Linked DNA regions of Homo sapiens: region 2 is linked to region 1. Evidence: chromatin loops called from intact Hi-C (ENCODE). Cell type or tissue: endothelial cell of umbilical vein. All regions are shown on one strand. Each heading gives the region's core, and the rest is flanking DNA. Links, peaks and the distances in the headings are about the cores only.

Region 1 (2,919 bases), core at 214-2,713:
GTGGTGGCGGGTGCCTGTAATCCCAGCTACTCAGAAGGCTGAGGCAGAAGAACTGCTTGAACCCAGCGGGTGGAGGTTGCAGTGAGCCGAGATCATGCCATTGCACTCCGGCCTGGGCGACAGAGTATGCCTCCATCTCAAAAAAAAAAAAAAAAAAAAAGAGTTAAATAACCAGCTCTTCTCTACCTGCACTGAGGGAAGACCAAAAGTAAATGGGCTAAAGTTGCAAAAGAAGGGATTCTGCTTAGGTTAGTGACTTTTAAACTTTTGGTTATAGAACCCTTGAAACAAAATTTGAAAGGACAATATATAAAACAGAAAAAAAGGGTACTGGAAGACTGGCATTCCCTAGCCCAGCGAGCTGTCTCCTCAGAGGGCTTCCCAAAACACAGTTTGAAAACCAGTTGTTGGCCAGGCATGGTGGTGCATGCCTGTAATCCCAGAATTTTGGAAGGCTGAGGCAGCGGATCACCTGAGTTCAGGAGTTCGAGATGAGCCTGGCCAACATGGTGAAACCCAATCTCTACTAAAAATACAAACAAAATTGGTCAGGTGTGGTGGTGCACGCCTGTAATCCCAGCTACTAGGGAGGATGAGGCAGGAGAATTACTTGAACCTGGGAAGCAGAGGTTGCAGTGAGCTGAGATCGTGCCACTGCACTCCAGCCTTGGTGACAAAGCAAGACTCCGTCTCAGAAAAAAAAAAAAAAAAAGAAAACCAGTTGTTAAGATCAGGGGCCAACAAACTATATAAAGCCTGCTACCTGTTTTTATACTGCCTATGAACTAAGAATGGTTTTTCTATTTATATATGGATGGGGGAAAAAAGAATAATATTGCATGACATGGGAAAATAAAATGAAATTCAACTTTCAGTGTCCATAAAGAAAGTTTTATTGGAAGACAGCCACACGCGTTTGTTTGGTATTTTGGCTTTTGCACCACAATGGAAGAGTTAAGCAGTCACGACAGAGATCATATAGTCAGTGAAGACTAAAATATTAATTAACTGGTCCTTTGCAAAAAAGTTTGCCAACCTCTGGTGTAGATGAAAGAAAAAATTTTATGATAGTGATTTTTAACACTGAGATTCGTGATCAACAGAGTTTAGATGAGTTCTCCTTTTGGAAGGCACTAACAAAGGCTAGGTTGTGGTTTAAATGAGGTCCTGTCTGTATGGAGGAGAAGTGATTGGCCTTATCCTTCAGGATCCCTGAAAGTTGCTCCCTCCCAACCCTGGAGGCTGTGGTTTTACCCGTGGGCTCCAGCTAGTCGCCTGCAGACGGCTAAAGGGAAAAGGAAGAAGGCAATTACCTGGCAGTGCACCAAATTTTTTCCCCTGGTTTGGAGCCAGAAATTCCTGGCAGATAAAGAAAGGATTTCCTCCAGAATAACACAATTGCGGTAACACTCTGGCCAGCCAGTCCCTAGATTTCACAGGGTGGGAAAACATCTGTGATTTGGGAAGAAGTAAGAAAACTCAATTCCAAGAACTGACAAGAGATTGAGGAAAGCTCTAAGGAAGACTATAAAAAAGAGACAAATCGTCTAGAACAAGGAGAGAAGGAATAGCAAAATCTTAAAATTTGTGCTTTCTTTCAAATCATTACAGTTCATTTAAGATCAAACCAGATCACTGGCATTAACTTAAGCCTACTGTAATACAACACTTTGGTCTCCAATCTACCATTTCACAACATTACATTTCTCTAATAGAGAGTAAACAGGTGGAAGCTGGAATAATTCTGTCCCTATAACTCTACTGTGATTCTAGTTCTTCTGCTATAAAATGATAGTTTAATACTTTCAAAACCATGCGGTGATTTCTTAGCCTGAAGTAGAAAGAATAGTAATTGGGGCTAAGGGAGAGCTATGTACAGGGAACTGATGAATCTCAAATAATCTGTTCATTTATACTTTACACTTTCTACTTTGTTCCCTACTGGAAAAGCCTTGGGGATTACAGTGGTGAAGCCACAAAACTATATATATACCTCATGATTTCTTCGAGGAAAAAAACAAACAACAAAACAAATAACTGGTATCCTAGCTTTAGATAAAATGTATTTGGTAGTTTTTGCCTATAGCTTCATTTATTTTACATTTTTAAAGCATGAAAATAATACATGTGAAAATAACACAGGCACTTTTTTTTTTTTGAGACGGAGTTTTGCTCTTGTTGCTCAGGCTGGAGTGCAATGGCACAATCTTGGCTCACCCCAACCTCCACCTCCCGGGTTCAAGAGATTCTCCTGCTTCAGCGTCCTGAGTAGCTGGGACTACAGGCATGCACCACCACGCCCAGCTAATTTTGTATTTTTTAGTAGAGATGGGGTTTCTCCATGTTGGTCAGGCTGGTCTCGAACTCCCAACCAAAAGTGATCCGCCCGCCTCAGCCTTCCAAAGTGCTGGGATTACAGGTGTGAGCCACCGTGCCCGGCCAGGTACATGGTTTTTAAAAAATGAAACAGGTCGGGCATGATAGTTCATGCCTGTAATCCCAGCACTTTGGGAGGTCAACACAGGTGTATTGCTTGAGCTCAGGAGTTTGAGACCAGCCTGGGTAACATGGTGAAACTGTCTCTACAAAAAATAGAAAAATTAGCCAGGCTTGGTGGTTTCTGCCTGTAGTCCCAGCTACCAGGGAGTCTGAGGTGGGAGGCTCACTTGAGCCCGGGAAGCAGAGGTGAGCTCGTGCCACACACTCCAGCCTGGGTAACAGTGCCAGACCCTGTCTCAAAAGGAAAAAAATATATAAAAATGTAACAATACAGAAAGAAATGAAAAGCAAACATCTTCACATCTTCCTCCCCATTCTCTGATCCCCAAATCTCTAATCCCTTGCCCCAAAGGTGGGAACTTGTTAATAGCTTTTGTCTGTTTGTTTTGTTTTAAGACAGGGCAACTCCTGTTGCCCAGA
Region 2 (2,919 bases), core at 290-2,789, 91 kb before region 1:
ATCCCAGCATCTTGGGAAGCCGAGGCGGGCGGATCACTTGAGGTCAGGAGTTTGAGACCAACCTGGACAACATGACCAAATCCCATCTCTACAGAAAATACAAAAATTAGCCAGGCGTGGTGGCAGATGCCTATAGTCCTAGCTACTAGGGAGGCTGAGGCAGGAGAATCACTTGAACCTAGGAGGTGGAGAGTGCAGTAAGCCAAGACCGTGCCACTGCACTCCAGCCTGGGCGACAGGGTGAGACACTGTCAAAAAAAAAGAAAAAGAAAAGAAATCAAGATCTGGGGCACTATTGTGGTCACTGCTACTGTGGTATTCCTAATTCTAGGTCCTCTCAGTGGAGAGAGTTAGGAACCTAGGTCTTATTATCCACAATATTTTCTAATTTGTTTACTGTTAAGTATATATATAAAGTAGAATTGCTAACCCCTGCCCCTATGAGAAAGAAACTTACTAATGACACCACAATATTTGCATATAATTCTTTTTGTCTTTAGCCTTATAATTTTCCAAAGTATCTTAGACAAGTTATTTTCTTCCCCAACCCCTTCAGTGTATTATCCATTTATAATACAATTAGGTTTGTGTGTTATTGTTTATATACCTTTTTGAGTTCTCCCCACATCCTGGTTGACCTGCATGATTCGTTTGTTTCGGAGATCATATGTCTGTCATTTTTGTTTTTGTTTTTGTTTTAATTAATAGAGACAGAGTCTTACTATTTTGCCCAGGCAAGTCTCAAATTCCTGGGTTCAAGTGATCCTCCTTGCCTCAGCCTCCCAAAGTGCTAGGATTACAGTCATGAGCCACCATGTCCAGCCTGTTTTACAGATCATATACCTGTGGGGTTTTTGGTTTTGGAAAATATAATTTTTTTGAAATATATGTGTAATCTTATATATATATTTTGAGACAGAGTCTTGCTCTGCATGAAGGCTGGAATGAAGTGGCGCGATCTCAGCTCACTGCAACTTCCCCGCCTTCTGGGTTCAAGTGATTCTCATGCCATAGCCACCCAAATAGCTGTGATTACAGGTGTGCACCACCACACCTGATTAATTTTTGTATTTTTTATAGAGACAAGGTTTCGCCGTCTTGCCCAGGCTGGTCTCAAACTCCTGGCCTCAAGTGATTCACCCACCTCGGCCTCTCAAAGTGTTGGAATTACAGGCGTGAGCCACTGCGCCCAGACTCATATACCTGTTTTGATGAACATTTAAGAAGAGTAGTTTGTTCCTTTGGCTAATTATGGGACTAGGAAGAAAATGCAGTATCTCCTTGACAAGGAAACACTCACACTACTCCTGATATTAATGAATCAACTGAAAACGTCCAGACATGTCCAGACATAGAATACAATAATATACCACAAAGCAGATAAAGCAACAGATAAAAACAAATTTTAAAAAATACTTATATGACCATTGTTTGATGTTATACCCTGTGTTTCCAAGATAGTTCAAGTGGAATGCGAAATAAAAACATGGATAATCTTCCTGTTTCCTTGTAGGTCCTACGCCCTATTTCCTGCTTCTTTCAAATCTCAAAGATAGAAGACTGATTACAGTGCCTGGAAGTCCTTCATGTAATTAATACTAATGCTTACAAGAACTGAATTTTTATTTATTCTAAAAACATTTGTTGCATGCCTCCCCTCTGTACCAGACACAGTGAGAAGTGCTTTATGTACTTTTATCTAACCAAATAAGTGCTTTGGAGAAGACCCATTAACTATGCTATGGTTCACATTGATTTGTTTCCTCTCTAGATTTTATACACCATTGTGCCAGTACAGTCAAGATCTGGTGATAATGAAAAGCTAACAGCAAAAATTTGTCAAAACTAACCTTTTATGAGAAACAATTTAACCTACTGGTGCACTTAGGTGGATATTTGATAGAGCTAAGAAGCAACCACAGACATATGGTTTCTGTGAGGAAATAAGAATATGAAATTATTTTGCCACCTAAAACTGCAAAAGTAAAAAGCACTTCATAGAAGAATAGTCTTTTAGCATTTTACCCAAAATCAGACATGACTATTCAGAGCTATACATTATTTTATACAACAAACAGATTTGGTTTTTCTCAATCTTGTTTTCTTTATGAAATCCTGAGTTAAAGCCCAGGCACGGTGGCTCACGCCTGTAATCCCAGCACTTTGGGAGGCAGAGGCGGGCAGATCACGAGGTCAAGAGATCGAGACCATCCTGGCTAACACGGTGAAACCCCGTCTCTACTAAAACTACAAAAAAATAGCCAGGCGTGGTGGTGGGCACCTGTAGTCCCAGCTACTCGGGAGGCTGAGGCAGGAGAATGGAGTGAACCTGGGAGGCGGAGCTTGCAGTGAGCCGAGATCACGCCACTGCACTTCAGCCTGGGCTACAAAGCGAGACTCCGTCTCCAAAAAAAAAAGAAAAGAAAAAGAAAAAGAAATCCTGAGTTAAAAGAAGTTATGCAGAATAAAGTATAAATACAGTTTTTTTTTTGTTTTTGTTTTTGTTTTGAGACGGAACTCCGTCGCCCAGGCTGGATCTTGGCTCACTGCAAGCTCCGCCTCCCGGGTTCACTCCATTCTCCTGCCTCAGCCTCCCGAGTAGCTGGGACTACAGGCGCCCGCCACCACGCCTGGCTGATTTTTTTGTATTTTTAGTAGAGACGGGGTTTCACCATGTCAGGATGGTCTCGATCTCCTGATCTCGTGATCCACCCGTCTCGGCCTCCCAAAGTGCTGGGATTACAGGCGTGAGCGACCACGCCCAGCCAAATACAGTATTATTAAGGAGCAGTACCTGATCACACCAAAATTTATGATAACCAACAAGGTGCCCCAAATGAACAAAACAAATATACGCATGAAGAATAACAGCTGAGGCCAGGCACAGTGGCTGACACTTGTAATCCCAGCACTTTGGGA

What was found. A loop is a pair of places that touch in the nucleus more often than their neighbours do. Peaks named below come from ENCODE experiments on the same cell type or tissue, not always from the same donor. Only the 100,000 strongest peaks of a DNase experiment are listed, where the experiment ranks them.
Region 2: a loop joins it to region 1, with 6 times the contacts of the local background. A loop is called at or near these places in 1 of 110 quality-filtered maps.

Annotation. Positions count from the first base shown.
Region 1 is chr2:202,316,038-202,318,956 of GRCh38, reverse strand. No RefSeq gene overlaps it. Among named protein-coding and RNA genes, the nearest start is that of SNORD11, 24 kb to the right of the region's middle. In endothelial cell of umbilical vein, for the core only: no CTCF peak of the experiment used is centred there; a DNase peak (open chromatin) is centred at 1,336; H3K27ac peaks cover 1,626 bases.
Region 2 is chr2:202,407,339-202,410,257 of GRCh38, reverse strand. All of the region lies in intron 1 of BMPR2 (bone morphogenetic protein receptor type 2), which reads right to left. Among named protein-coding and RNA genes, the nearest start is that of BMPR2, 32 kb to the right of the region's middle. In endothelial cell of umbilical vein, for the core only: no CTCF peak of the experiment used is centred there; a DNase peak (open chromatin) is centred at 1,487; H3K27ac peaks cover 2,230 bases.